Regions from separate parts of the Homo sapiens genome. Here region 2 is linked to region 1. Evidence: read pairs that join two places in POLR2A ChIA-PET (ENCODE). Cell type or tissue: PC-9. All regions are shown on one strand. Links, peaks and the distances in the headings refer to the core of each region. The heading gives the core; the rest is flanking DNA.

The links. Peaks named below come from ENCODE experiments on the same cell type or tissue, not always from the same donor. Only the 100,000 strongest peaks of a DNase experiment are listed, where the experiment ranks them.
Region 2: POLR2A ChIA-PET joins it to region 1 with 17 read pairs; 2 of 35 experiments call an interaction of 5 or more read pairs at or near these places.

Annotation. Positions count from the first base shown.
Region 1 is chr3:185,209,346-185,217,877 of GRCh38, reverse strand. The region is part of intron 5 of EHHADH (enoyl-CoA hydratase and 3-hydroxyacyl CoA dehydrogenase); the gene reads left to right. Among named protein-coding and RNA genes, the nearest start is that of MIR5588, 40 kb to the left of the region's middle. In PC-9, for the core only: no CTCF peak of the experiment used is centred there; no DNase peak of the experiment used is centred there.
Region 2 is chr3:185,476,169-185,482,892 of GRCh38, reverse strand. It overlaps MAP3K13 (mitogen-activated protein kinase kinase kinase 13), which reads right to left. Exons shown (of 14, transcript NM_004721.5): 12 at 5,497-5,567; 13 at 2,364-2,661; 14 at 1-538. The coding sequence ends at 437. LOC101929018 (a long non-coding RNA gene) reads left to right here and starts at 1,582. Exons shown (of 4, transcript XR_007096199.1): 1 at 1,582-1,675; 2 at 5,746-5,850; 3 at 6,309-6,409; 4 at 6,544-6,724. RefSeq lists an enhancer at 1,666-2,865. In PC-9, for the core only: no CTCF peak of the experiment used is centred there; no DNase peak of the experiment used is centred there.

The sequences.
Region 1 (8,532 bases), core at 2,117-7,116:
CAGGAGAATGGCGTGAACCCGGGAGGCGGAGCTTGCAGTGAGCCGAGATCGCGCCACTGCACTCCATCCTGGGCGACAGAACGAGACTCCGTCTCGAGAAAAAAAAAAAAAAGAAAATCCTGAGGCTGGGTAATTTATAAAGAAAAAAAGATTTAATTGGCTTACAGTTCCGCAGGTTGTACAAGCATGGTACCAGCATGTGCTCAGCTTCTGGTGAGGTCTCAGAGCTTTTACCCGTGGTTGAACGTGAAGCAGGAATAGGCACGTCATATGGCAAGAGAGCAAGAGAGAAGTGTGGAGGTCCCAAACTCTTTTTTTTTTTTTTTTTTTCTGAGACAGAGTCCCGCTCTGTTGCCCAGGCTGGAGTGCAGTGGCGCGATCTTGGCTCACCACAACCTCTGCCTCCTGGGTTCAAGTGATTCTCTTGCCTCAGCAGCCCAAGTAGCTGGGAATACAGGCGTCCGCCCACCATGCCCCGCTAATTATTGTATTTTTAGTAGAGACGGGGTTTCACTATGTTTGCCAGGCTCATCTCGAACTCCTGACCTCGTGATCTGCCTGCCTCGACCTCCCAAAGTGCTGGGATTACAGGCATGAGCCACCGCGCCTGGCCCCAAACTCTTCTAAACAAGCTGATCTCTCATCAACTAAGTGAAAGCTCTCTTATCACCAAGGGGATGGTACTAAACCGTTCCTGAGGGATCAGCTCCCATGACCCAGTAACCTCCCACCAGGCTCCCACCTCAAACACTGGGGACCACATTTCAACATGAGATTTGGAGCGGACACACATCTAAACCATATCACAGGCTCTATAATTTACCGCAGTAAAACTGTGGGCCTTGAGAACTTCTGTCTCCGCAAACTGAGTTATGTCCTTCTCTCAGTGGTTTCTTACTTTATGGACTCGGGATGTTCCTTTCAGAGTTCTTTCAGTGGCACTCACAGAGGTTTTTTTGTTTGTTTCACAGTTTCTTTTCAGTCTATGGATGTTGTCATCTTTAAATGAGCAAGATGGAGAGGGTAAAAATAGCCAGAAAAAAATAATTGGGAAGAGTATTGCGTTACAGGCAGAACAGAGTGCTGGTCTCCCGCTTGGTGGCAGGCAATGGCCCAGTGTCATTCAAAGGCATTCTTTTGAAGGAGTCATTCTTTTGTTGACCTTGGCAGAGACCAAACACTTTCCTGAAATAATCTTTCTTTTTTGTGGCTCTAGCCAGTTACTGTTTCAATGTGAAAGTAAAAGCTTGAACTGGAGAGGGGAGGAACGATGGGGAGAAAATAATGGAGACCCCTAAAGAGAATCAGCAAGTCCTTGCCCAAATAGAAATAAATTTCCTACTATTTTTCTCGGCCTTTCAGGCAACCTTCACTGTGTTTTCATCATTGTGCTTCCCGAGGGGGCTTATTGTTTTGTTAGAAGTCACTTGACAGACACACAGCAAAGGCTATTTGCATTTGGAGGTCCCGAAATGATTCTTTGGTTTGCTAAAGGTAGACCCGTGTCTGTCATTCACATCTGTAGTTTTAGTTTGTAAAGGTCTCAATTTCAACAGGAAGTTCTTTTCCTTAAGTGATTTCCCTAGATTCTGATTTGAGAATTAAGTTACTTCAAGAAATAGTTGAGGTTCATGATCTAGGAGACCTGGATCCAGGTCTCAACCTTAGCTACATTTCTAAAATGGTCTGGTTATAACTTTAATTTATTCACAATTTAAAATTAATTGTAAACATTAAATTAAGCATTTTTACTTTATAAAACTTACAAAATAGTGTTTCATCTCAACGACATTATACAGTTTGTCCACTTGGTGGCATCCAAATATTGAGGCACCATTTGCTTTAAACCTGTAATTCACCTTTTAACACTTCAGGGCTTTAGACAATTATGTGTTACTATTTTAAATTATAATCATGAAAACTATATAGAAAAATGTAAAATTGTGATATAAAAATGTGTAGAATATAAATGTACATGTATTTGCAATTATACAGTATATAATCGTGTATAGAGTAATGATCATTATCTGGAGTATGTATGAATACAGATACAAATGGAAAGGAAATAAGCAAAAATGAAAATGTTAGTTTTTCTCCAAAATTTCTTAAGTGATTTTTGCTTTTGTTTTGTTTTATTCTCCAGCTTAGGATAAGTTAGTTTTCTCAAACATTTCTAAATTATTTTTGGTTTTGTTTTTATTTTTTCCAGCTGTATTGAGGTGTAATTTCTACAGATAAAATTCATGCATTTTAAGGGGGAGTTTGGTGAATTTTGGTAGTTGTTTACAGTTGTATAACCATGGCCACAATCAAAATATAGTTCTATCACCCTAAAAAGTATTCTCATACCCCTTTCCCATAAATCCTTTTTTCTTCCCCTTGGCCGCAGGCAACCAGTGACCTACTTTCTGTCATACTTTTATGGTTTTTTTAGAATCTCATATGGATGAAATCATGCAGTAGTATATAGTCTTCTGTGGCTGGCTTTATTTTGTATAATGTTTTTGAGAGCCATTCCTATTGTTGCATGCATTAATATTTTGTTCCTTTTTATTGACTTGTATTCCACATTGTGGGTAAACCACAATTTGTTTATCCATTATCAGTTGATGGACATTTAGTTTGTTTCCACTTTGGGCCTACACAAGTCTTTGTAGACATAGTTTTTCCTTTTTCTTGGGTAAATACCTGAGAATAGTATTGCTGGGTTGTAATAAGTGTATGCTTGACTCTTAAATGCTTTTTAAAATTTATTAATAAAAAAATCAGTGATTTAAAAGACACTAATTTTTGCCAAGCAGATCAGAACAGATGGAACAAATACGGTGAGACTGAGTTTAAATAAGCTCTCATTAGAATGCTTGTAATACATCCTGTCTAGAAGGCAGCTGGACAATCACTTATAGAGGCTTAAAATTACTCATACCTTTTCACTTAGTTTTTCTATTCTTAGGAATTTACCATAGAGAAATAATCACATAAATACACAAAGATTTGTATACAGTAATACTCACTAAAGCTTTTAGATTATCATAAAATATTGGAAACAACTCAAATATTTAGTTCTGGGAAATTAATTATGTAAAAACGATAATCTCAATGAACTGACTCCATTCAGCTATTACAACTTCCATTTTTAAAGAAAGTTGAAGAACTTGGAAAATTGCTTACATATAGTATTAAGAAGAAAACAGCCAGGTAGAAAATTTTACAAGTGTGTGCGTGTGTTCTTATATGTACCTGCATAAGGAAAAAACTATAAGGCGATGTAACAAATTTTCAGTAGTGGTTGTACTTGGGTGGTAGGTAATCTAGACTCTTGATTTGAAAAAAAATTTATCTTTTCCTAATATCTAAGTCATTAAATTTACCCCCTCCCCCAAAAAAATGGATGACTTTGGGAGGCCAGTGTGGAAAGGACGCAGTCTGTTAGAGAAATGGGCTCAGGACTGGAGGTCAGGAGAGACAGAGGTCTCAGCTTTAGCTACGGGACCTTAACAAATCATCTTTGGGGCTTTGTTTTATGTATTGGTAAAAGAAAGGGTTCAACAAAATTAGCTGGTTTCAAATCATGTTCTGAGACCTCACAGGCTACAGTGGTTGGGTGCTTAGTTATTTGTCCTTGCAACAACTCAAGCAAGGTTTTGGGGTGTAATGTGTGTTTTGGGGTTTAATGATTAGAATCCCATGGAAACCCTAGGACTTTTACTGTTTTTTCTTTTTTAAATGAGTTCCACTGTTTGAAATCCTATGATTTCTTGGTGCTGCTTTGTAATAGACAAACGCTGGAGATCAAGGTAGAGAAAAAGACAGATCAACCAAGGATTAACTCAGAATCTTGTCAACATTTGCCATTTATTCTCTTACCAAATTTATAATTTAAGGAGGCCTATTTATTTGCCTTTCATTTTCATTTGAGGTATTGTGCCTATCTTTTCTTTTTGTGCTTCCCCACTTTCCTCTTTTTTCTCTTTCTTTTTTTCTTTTTTTTTTTTTTGAGACGGAGTTTCGCTCTTGTTGCTCAGGCTGGAGTGCAATGACATGACCTCGGCTCACTGCAATCTCCTCTTCTCAGGTTCAATTGATTCTCCTGCTTCAGCCTCTGGAGTAGCTGGGATTACAGGCATGCATCACCACACTCAGCTAATTTTTGTAGTTTTATTAGAGATGGAGTTTCACCATGTTGGCCAGGCTGGTCTTGAACTCCTGACCTCAGGTGATCCACCCGCCTCTACCTCCCAAAGTGCTGGGATTACAGCCGTGAGCCACCGCACCCAGCCTCTTTGTTTTAAATACAGTGGTTAGTGTGTGGTCATTTAGCAGAACAAAATTGATGGATTAACTTGAAGGAAAGTTTCCACAAAAATTCAATATGTTAATTACATTAAATATATATGCATTTATTAGAAATCTATAGTTATGGAAAGCTAGAGCAATTGTCTTGATCTAGAGCCATGGTCCTCAAACTTCACTGTGCATCAAAATTGCTTTTTGGTGGGCTTGTTAAAGCACGGTTAGCAGGGCCCCACTCATTACTTTCTGATTCATTAAATCTGGGGTGGGGCCCAAGAATTTGTATCTCTAACAAACATGCTTAGGTGATGTTGATGCTGTGTTCTGGGGACCACACTTTGAGAACCATTGATATACAGAGAACAAGGGTAAGAAAGGAGATAATTTTTGCTAGTTTTGATTTTTTTTACACCTGACACGCAAACACTACCTATAGTCTTTTTTTTTTTTTTTTTTTTTTTTTTTGAGACAGAGTCTTGCTTCTTCACCCAGGCTGGAGTACAATGGTGCAATCTTGGCTCGCTGCAACCTCCGCCTCCTGGGTTCAAGCAATTCTCCTGCCTCAGCCTCCCAAGTAACTGGGATTACAGGCACAAGGCAGCACACCCGGCTAATTTTTGTGTTTTTAGTAGAGACGGGGTTTCACCATGTTGACCAGTCTGGTCTCGAACTCCTGACCCCAAGTGATCCACCTGCCTCTGCCTCCCAAAGTGCTGGGATTACAGGCGTGAGCTACCGCACCCAGCTGCTATAGTCTTAAAGATATTTTTGTAAATCAGTTATGAAAGGCATGGTTAAAATGCATACACATATGGTTGCACAACCTTGTGAATATTCTGAAAAACACTGAACTATACACTTTAAAGTGGTGACTTTTGTGGTATGCAAAGTCTGTCTCTGTCTTAAAAAAATACATGTTGAATTTTTGTATTCCCTTTTCCCATTTGTAACCATATTCCAATTATTCAGCCTATTCTCACTCCCACTGCTCAAATGTTTGCTTTAAAACAACAACAACAACGAAAGAAGAAGATGAAGAACATTTATTTAGTTTCTACTTCTTATAGGAAAGGAGGGAGAAAAGGGAATTTCCAATGGTCAAGGTTCCAATCAGCACTTTTGGAACCAATTACGAGTGGGAAGGGAGTGTAGAAGGTTAACATACCTAAAACGCAATTTGGGACTTAGCGGCACATTTCTCTACAAACTTAACACTGTATCCTGGTGAGTTGACTGTGGAAGTTCATTAGCTTTATGCATTTTAATGTTCGTATTCTATGAAGCCTCCCAGACTACTGCAGTGCAATGGATTTAGCAGTGCAATGCAGAATTACTTGGCCAAACCAGATTGCATTGGCTAAACTAGGGAGGGGAGCATCCTATAAAATGCTATATATTTGCACATGCATGTGGCTAGCAGCCTGCCTGTTTCTGAACTAAGAACTCCTGTTCTCATGTGCATGTTTCTGGCATGATGCTGAATGTGTGTGCTGTTATTCAAAGACCAAGAGACTAAAGGCTCTCTCTCTCTCTACCTTCCCCAGCTGGAATGGGCACAGGGAATTATCCAGCTGGGAGTGTCAACTCTGGAACCTAATGCTCCGTTTTCCTTTCTGTAATGAACCCTGGTCCTGTTCCTGTGGCTGTGCTGGGCTGTGTTAGCCACTTTTAACAATTCTAATTCTGCCTAAAGACCTTGGTCTATTTGTTCTTTTGGAGTTGTGGCTTTTAAAAAACCTTAGTGGTTTTATTTGTCTTTCTCTTCATTTTATCTTCTTCACTTTGTAATTTATTTTTACCCGCTGTGAACATTTATATGAACATGTTTCAAAAGAGCAGAGTGACCTGCCTTACATAGGAGGCCTACGCACATGTCTAAATTGAGCTTCCTTTTTACCTGCTAGACAAGTTCTGTGGGTCACCTTCTTGAAGCCTGTTAATGTGCAGTTATTCTGTCTGTCCTTTGCAAAGCTTTTATGATGGACACAGCTTTCTGTTTATCAGGGTTAGAGAGAGAGAGAGAGACAGATTCCTTGATGTCTGTGTTCACGATTTCCGTGAACCGCATGTTGAGTCTCTCTTTAGCCTAGGCAGAGAAAATCTTTTCCTGCCATTACAGCAGAAGAAGAAGGGAAAATAATCACCTCCTTTTGTTCCTTCAGAAACGTGACTCACTTATCTTTTTTATCAAAAATGTCATAGAATACCTCATAGAACTAAGAAAAAATGTGAATGGGTCAAGGAAAGAATTCAATTAATAGTATATTTGAATCACTGATTACTTCCTTTCCTCCCCATTTCCCTGGGCAGCCAATGCTGATGCTGACATACTGACACTTGCCTCTCTTATTGTATAGGTACTGCTGAGTGACTTGAAAACTACCAAGTATACAAGAAATACACTTTGAAAACAACTGTACTTATACACCCAAAGGGGAAATTCTGAATATCTTATAACTGAAGTTGTAAGATAACAGCATCCTTAGTTATAGCTGTAGCAAGAAAGAGATAGGAAATTGAGCAGGGAAAAACCATCTATGATTGTGCCCGGATCCAAAATTTTCCAGTGGGTATGCTTAGTTTGGCCCTAGGACTGGTCTAGACAAGTGCCTTGGATAGCTCCCAAAATGCCCATATGCAGTCTGCGAGGTTTTCAGTGTCCCCGGGATAATAGGATTATGCTGATCAGAACTAATTACTGCACACCATTAAGCAGGCTTTCTTTTCATTTCAGTTTTGTTCTCTCCTCTCTTTTTTTCCCATCTTTTCTTTTCAATCTCTGGCCTAAAATGAAATTGCCAGGAACTGCAGCTGTCCTTGATTCAGTGGCGGACAACACTCTCTGCTCTTGGAGCTCCCAGAGGCTATACCTTAAAATCAGCTTCTGAACTTTTCAAGAATAGTCTTACTAGGCCCCACCTTTAAATATTCCCTTTTTTTTTTTTTTTTTGAGACAGAGTCTCACTCTGTCGCCCAGGCTGGAGTGCAGTGGCACAATCTCGGCTCACTGCAACCTCTGCCGCCCAGATTCAAAGCGATTCTCCTTCCTCAGCCTCCCGAGTAGTAGCTGAGACTACAGGCACCCACCACGCCTGGCTAATTTTTGTATTTTTAGTAGAGACGGGGTTTCACTATCTTGGCTGGGCTGGTCCTGAACTGCTGACCTCATGATCCACCTGCCTCGGCCTCCCAAAGTGCTGGGATTACACTGTGCCCGGCAAAGATTCTTAACTGAATCTATGGTGAGGCCTGGGCATGGCTACTCTTAAAAAATTCAGCAGTTAATTTTGAGGTATGATGTGGGCATCTGAACTTCGTAAACTCTTCAAATAAATCTGATGTGTGCTATGATGTTGAGAAGCACCCCCAGGAATGCTGGGAACAGAGGTAGTATCACAAGACAGAGATCCAACTCTAAGATATCCCAGCGCTGTCTATGCCCTGTTACATGGCATAGATTGCACCGGCAGCCCAGCCTGCCTTCCTCCTCCGCTTGTGCCTCCATGCTCTTGTTCTCTCCTTCCTCTCCCCATTGTCCATTCTTGTCTTCCTTTTAGGTCACCGGCACATTAAATCATCTGTAGACCCTGGGGGAGTCCCCATTCTTCTCTGCTGAGTTTGCTTTCCCTTAAATTGAGGATTGGGCTAACTCTTTGGGTAATTGAGCAAGTAATTGGTGGGCCTATTGGATACGGTTCATGTTTTTTCAAAGTAGTAGGGTGAGAGGGACCACATGCCTATAACCACTGTCTTCTCTCCATTCCTGAATCCTATTCTTTAACATCATATGGGAAATCATTAATTCAGAAACTCATTCTTTCCAACACTACTTACTAATCAAGCATTAAGAAAATATTCTTGTCTCTTTGATTTAAAAAGGAGGCTGAGATTATACAATATATCTATATTACCATGTGCACATGATTACATCCAAACCTTACTCACGTTCCCTTGGACACGCCTAACACACCAATGCCAGAGGGGCTCAATGCCAGATGCGCTTATGTTCATATGTCTTTTTATGGTGAAACTGCTCTGGTATAAGCCCTGGTAGGCTTTCTGTCTAAATAACTAAGATGTACATTTTTGATAAAATGGTTTTATTTTTTAAGAGATGCCAGTACATTATAGAAAACAACTTCTGGTATAGCTGAAGTTTTGGTAACTGTAAGTTGTTATGAATTTATTATTTTATGAAAACTTTGGAATCATTCTGTAAAGTTATTTTTTAAAATAGTA
Region 2 (6,724 bases), core at 1,053-6,052, 270 kb before region 1:
CCCACAAATTCCCAAGGATGTTGCTCTTAAATTCCACTTATTTCTTTTTTTCTGTTCTTTCTTTTATCTCTTTTTTTTTTTGCAAGAAATTATTGTCTCTCTATCTCATATATAGTTCACTCTTTGCAGTACAAAGTGTTAAAATGTCAAACAAAAATAAATATCAATGTTACAGTAGCTAGAATATTCAATAAAATAGATCCCTGCCATTCTTGATTGAAATGTTCAGTGAGACTTAATTTCATTTGGATATTATTTTCCAGAGATTTGCGAAGTCTCATGTTCCTGTTATTGCAGCTCATTTCTAGGGGGTGGTAAAGATGGGGTAGTCTCTCTTCCCAGACAAAATGCTGGGAGAGAGTGGGATGAGTCTGGGGGTGGGGTGGATCTGAAATGCCAGTATAGTCACGAGATCTTCAGGATGTGTATTCCTTCATTACCAGGTAGCAGAGCTGTAGTGTTTATTGGTCCTAACTGTGGCATCAGAACACTCCCCATCTGAAGAGTCACAGTCCGATTCTTCAAACTGCATGGGGTTCTGCAAAGGCAAGACAAAACCTTAATTCATTTCGATAATCACTCAGTAAATATATGTCAAACACCTCCCACACAACAGGCACTGTGCTTGGTAAGGGGGCTACAAAGGTAAACGAGACCAGGTCCTGTCCTTGTGGGACTTATGGAGAAAGAAAACACATGATGATTATGATTGCTACGACAATAAAAACAGTGCCCACCACACAACCACTTATATAGCGTTTACTATGCTCCAGGCACTGTTGTAAGTACTTTACTTATTTATTTATTTAGAGATGGAGTCTCACTCTGTCGCCCAGGCTGGAGTGCAGTGGCACGATCTTGGCTCGCTGCAACCTCCGCCTCCCGGATTCAAGCGATTCTCCTGCCTCAGCCTCCTGAGCGGCTGGGACTACAGGCGCGTGCCACCATGCCCGGATAATTTTTTGTATTTTTAGTAGAGACAGGGTTTCACTGTGTTAGCCAGGATGGTTTTGATCTCCTGACCTTGTGATCCATCTGCCTCGGCCTCCCAAAGTGCTGGGATTACAGGCATGAGCCACTGCGCCCGGTGGTAAGTACTTTATTAATACATCTGTTAATCCATTTAGTCCTCATGATAACACTATGAGACAGATGCTATTATCATCCCCATTTTACAGAGAGGTTAAGTGGCTTGCCAGGTCCCACAGTAAGTGGAATGCTACAATTTGCATTCAGGCAGTCAGATTCCAGGCTTTACACTTAGAACCACTATGCTAGCCTGCCTCTCCAAAGGCAGTCCTGAATATGAAATAAAGTGCTATATGTCCTATGATGGCATCATCCAGGGAAGAGTCAGGGTATGGAGTGGGGAGGCTCAGACCTTTAAAATAATTTTTTTTTTTCAGAGACAGGGTCTCACTGTTGCTCAGGCTGGAGTGCAGTGGTGTGATCATAGCTCACTGCAGCCTCAAACTCCTGGGCTTAAGAGAACCTTCCACCTCAAGCCTCCCGAGTAGCTGGGACTGCAGGCATGTACCATCAAACTCAGCTAATTAAATTTTGTTGTTGTTGTTGTTGTAGAGGCAAGGTCTTGCTATGTTGCTCAGACTGATCTTGAACTCCTGACCCTAAAGTGATCCTCCTGCCTCAGCCTCCCAAAGTGCTGGGATTGCAGGTATGAGCTACCACACCTGACCTGGGCTCAGACCTTTAACCGTGTTGGGAGATAGGAGTGGGAGGAAGTGATGTTTGAGTTAAATCTTGACATGAAGGGTTCCTGAGCAGTTCAATGTGTGTGTGTCATTTGGGAGAAACTGCCCTCATTTCTGGGAGCTCTGTTGATCTCTGTACGTCTACTTACTTCTTGGAGGCCTGATATGGTTTGGCTCTCTGTCCCCACCCAAATCTCATGTTGAATTGCAATTCCCAATGTTGGGGGAGGCACCTGGTGGGAAGTGACTAGATCATGGGAGTGGATTTCCCCCTTGCTATTCTCATGATAGTGAGTGAGTTCTCATGAGATCTGATGGTTTCAAAGTGGGTGGCACTTTCCCCTTTGCTTTCTCTCTCCTACCACCATGTGAAGACATGCTTGCTTCCTCATCACCTTCTGCCATGATTGTGTTTCCTGAGGTCTCCCAGCCGTGCTTCCTGTACAGCTTGTGGAAGTGTGAGTCAATTAAACCTCTTTTCTTCATAAATTACCCAGTCTCAGGTAGTTCTTTATAGCAGTGTGAAAACAGACTAATACAAGGCCACTGTTGTATCTTATTATTAAATGAAAATTGTAAAGGCCCTAGAGACTTGAACCCCAAAGAGCAAAAAAGGGAACAGTGATGGGAGGAGAAGGGAGAAGCCCCCACCTCATAGCCACGTTCCTCCACACACAGCTTGCCCAGAGACATCTGAGTCTTCACACGGCGCACGGCACACTCCTTGTCAGAGAGCCCATCCGAGTGTGAGGATATGTCAATGGGAATCTCTGGCGTCTGGGACAGCAGGTCGTCTAGCTTCTCTGCCAAGCGGTCTTCAAGTTTATCAGCTAACTCATCAGGACTGTTTGAGTGGTCACTGGTATTTCCCTCTTCTCCATCAGACACAGAGAAATTCTCAGAGCTAAAGGTTGAATATGACTGGCAGCTGCTGATACAGCGATGGGGCCTAGAACCAAGAAGAACCAGGAGAACTTAGTCAGAGGAACAACTGCTTTTCTTTCCTTATCTGTCACTCATAGTAGTGGTAGAGATAATCTAGTTTTTTCCCTGCCATCAAGGAGGCCTAAGAAATCAAGATAGGTAGAAACTATTTAACTTTTAACATTAAGGCAATGGACTGAATTTTATCCCCCATGAAATTCCATGTTGAGGCCCTAATACCAGTGCGACTGTATTCGGAGATAGGGCTTTTAGGAAGTAAATAAAGTTAAATGGATCATAAGGGTGAGGTCCTGATCAAATAGGATTGGCAGCCTTATAAAAAGAGGAAGAGATTCTCTCCATTCCTCCCTCCCACCTTTTTTCAACATTCATGTGCGGGGCAAAGACCATGTGAGGAAACAGAGAAGGTGGCTGTCTGCAAGCCAGGAAGAGAGCCCTCACCAGAAACTGAATCTGCTGACACCTTGATCTTGGACTTCCCCAGCTCCAGAACTTGAGAAATAAGTTCCTGTTGTTTAAGCCATCCAATCTGTAGTATTTTGTTATGGCAGCCCAAGGTGACTAACACAAGAAGGAAATTTTAATTTCCCCTTTCATTTGGTTTATATATTTATGTGACTAAACACTACACTCCAAGCTGATGGCTATGACTGGCCTTTGAAAAACATCAGCTTGTCTAATCACGTTATGTACATATATGCATAGTATGGAATGTCCAAATTGAAATTATGCCTCTTATTTAGAGAGTCATAGATTCTCACAGGTGAAAGAGACTTTGGAGAATCTCTGGACTAACTCATTTCCCAGATGAGAAAACTGGAGCCAGAGAAGGGAAGTGACTTGTTTAAGGCCACACCATGAGAAAAGGCAGAGCTGAGGCTTGGGCTGGGTCTACACACACTTTGATCAGTGTCCTTCTCTAACCTCCATCCCTCACCTCCCTGTCAATCCACCCCAGCTTCATTTCCCAGAGCCCAGTGTCCACTGGGCATGGTGGCCCTGGAGGCCCAAGTGCTTTCACTACCTCTGTTGACCAACCTTCAACAGAAATGAGCATGGAAGGAACATTCACTCTGCAGCTGTGGGTACTGCCCAGCTAGTTAGTAGCTCATTCCAGTTAACATCTGAGTTTGGCTCTGATGAGCCAACGCTTCTGGGGAGATAATTTGCAAAAGTTCCTCAGTTCCTTCCCGTTGTTTATAAGCAGCTTAGTAAATAAGGATGTTACTAGCTTACACTGGCTTAAAAAAACATAAGAAAACAAATAATAAAGACTTCCTTTTTCTTTTGCCATTGTCTGATCTTTCTGTATTTCTTAGTCTAAAGAGTTTTGTTTTGTTTTGTTTTTTTCTTTTTTTTTTTTTGAGACAGAGTCTCACTCTGTCGCCCAGGCTGGAGTGCGGTGGTGCCATCTCGCCTCATTGCAACCTGTGCCTCCTGGGTTCAAGCAATTCTCCTGCCTCAGCCTTCTGAGTAGCTGGGACTACAGGCATGCCCCACCATGCCTGGCTAATTTTTGTATTTTTAGTAGAGACGGGGTTTCGCCGTGTTGGCCAGGATGGTCTTGAACTCCTGATTCAGCCTCCCAAAGTGCTGGGTTTAGAGGTGTGAGCCACAGCACCCGGCCTAGTACAAAGAGATTTTATGCCATATGACCTAGGCCTGGCTGATGCCCAGGACAGGTGATGGGGTGAGTTGGTTGGGGGTCAGGGGGGCAGATCATGGATATATAAGAAGAGGTCATAAAGAGTCCAGGAATAGCAGGGAATGAGAACAGATTTCAATTTTGTGTATAATGCAGGGATCCAGGATATAACTTATCAAAGGGCCAGGAGTCCTTTGGTTTGTAGGGAATTCCTGTTTCCAGGCAGGTACACAAACCTTCCTGGGGAGACTTCTTAGAGCATTACTCTTCAAGAACAGAATGTCCATTAGCAGAAAAAGACCTCTTGGTAGGAAAACTATCTTATTCTCTACATTAGAGGCAGCTTTTATTCTAGAAGTAAGGGGAGATGGCCCTTATTGACTCCTAGCAGGAATATTATTATCGCTATCTAAGCAAGAAGCTATTTCTAAGGCTGGGTTGAAGGTGGATTCAACTTATCTAATCATATTTAACTTGAGATATAAAATCTAAGGCATGGGGAATGCTATGGACTGAATTGCCTTCCTCCCAAATCCATCGGTTGAAGCTCTAAACTCCAATATAATTGTATCTAGATAGACCCTCTAGATAGGGTCTTTAGGAGGTAATTAATATTAAATGAGTTCATAAGAGTGGACCCCTAATCCAATAAGACTGTGACCTTTTAAAAGAAGGAAGAGCTCTCTCTGCCATGTGAGGAAACAGCAAGAAGGTGGCTGTCTGCAAGCCAGTAGGAGAGCCCTCATCAGGAACTGAGTCAGCTAGAACCTTGATCTTGAACTTCCCCAGCTCCAGAATTGTGAGAAATCAATTTCTGTTGTTTAAGCATCCAGTTTGTTACAGAAGCCTGAGCAGACCAACACAGGGAGGCACACTAGAAACCAACACAATTACCCATAAAACAGCATGGCCATCTGTCACAAACTGCCCACTGTATTCTCAGTTGTAACCTTGAATCTGTATTCATGCTCCTCATCATGAAGTTGCTGTAAAATGAATGCTAATGAACTAGGATCTGCTGTGCACGAACAACTGCCAAAATGTAGCAACAGGAAAACATGAACACAGTGAGTTCAAAGTTCCCTATAAGGTGGCTGCCAGGGAATCACCTGTGGTTGAAGAGCAGGTGTGGCAAACTTAGGATTTTTTTTCCCCATTCCACTAAAAGCAATCGTGTGCATTTGTTGGTTTTACCTCTGTCTTCGTGGAAATTCAACTTCACTATCTACTTCCCCTTCTTCCTCTTCTGAGGAGTCATCTCCACTCTGAGGAGAACAAGGATTAAGAGTTTTATTTATTTTAGTGTCACTCTGTCTCTCTCACCCCATCCCCACTAACTGTAAAAAATGTAATTATCATCAAAAGTCATTCATTTAGTAGTAGCTTGCTGAATGTCATCTTTAAACATACATGTCCTCATTATTCATTTAGTAACTTTTCCAGGGTACCTATGATGGCGGGCCTGCATGAGATGCTGGAAGACGTGTAGAACTGAGTGAAATTTTCTTTGTCCTCAGAGAGGTGATGGCTCTATTAAAGTGTCCAGAGGTGAGTGATGGAGAGGGAAGTTGGAGAGGAGGTCTTGGATTTGGGGTCAGTCTCTTGTAATCATTGTCACTAGTGGTTCCAGGCTCTGTTATAGAATTGATCTTTGAAATCCTCAAAGCCGAACAATTACTTTTTCCCTTTTTATATACCAATCCCTTTTTCACTAATATTATGTAGTTAGATAGACATTTTTGAGGGTCAGACTATATCCTGTTTGTACTGTATGCCTCACTCCATTAATACAATACTGCATACAAAATTGGTGTTATCCCTATAAATATATATAATTATTGTTTGTCAATTAAAAGAAAGTGCTTAATGCATTTTTATTGAGTCAGCATGTTGGCAGCAATAAGGGAGCTCTGGCTGGGACACCTGAGTCCCCGTGATTGCTGGGGCTCCATGGTTGATCTGGAAGGCGGGGTAAGTGTCCTGACTGAGGTGATCTTCCTTTACAGAGAACTCATCTCACACCAAGGGCATAGGAGCAGCCACACTTAAGATCAACTGTCCTTAACCACAGCATCATGATACGCTGGATTACCCAATCGCTTGTAAGGTGGGTAATTGGGTCCAAGGAACTGTACCAAATATTGAGAATAATTTACCTTTTAAAAAGTCAGTTCTAAAATATCATGAATCTTACTCATTTGTATTCTGATATGCTTTTTTTTTTTTTTTTTTTTAAAATAGGAAAGACAGAGATGAAGTTATCCTGACTGCTGAGATGAGCAGTTTACCCTAGGAGGACCTGTGGGACTATGTTTTGGTAAAGAAAAGTTGAGCTGCTCTGTGGGAGTGAGGTTCCAATGAAGCCAAATGTACAAGGTGTGTGTTCTATGGCCTAAAGACCCGTAGATGGTATCACAATGGC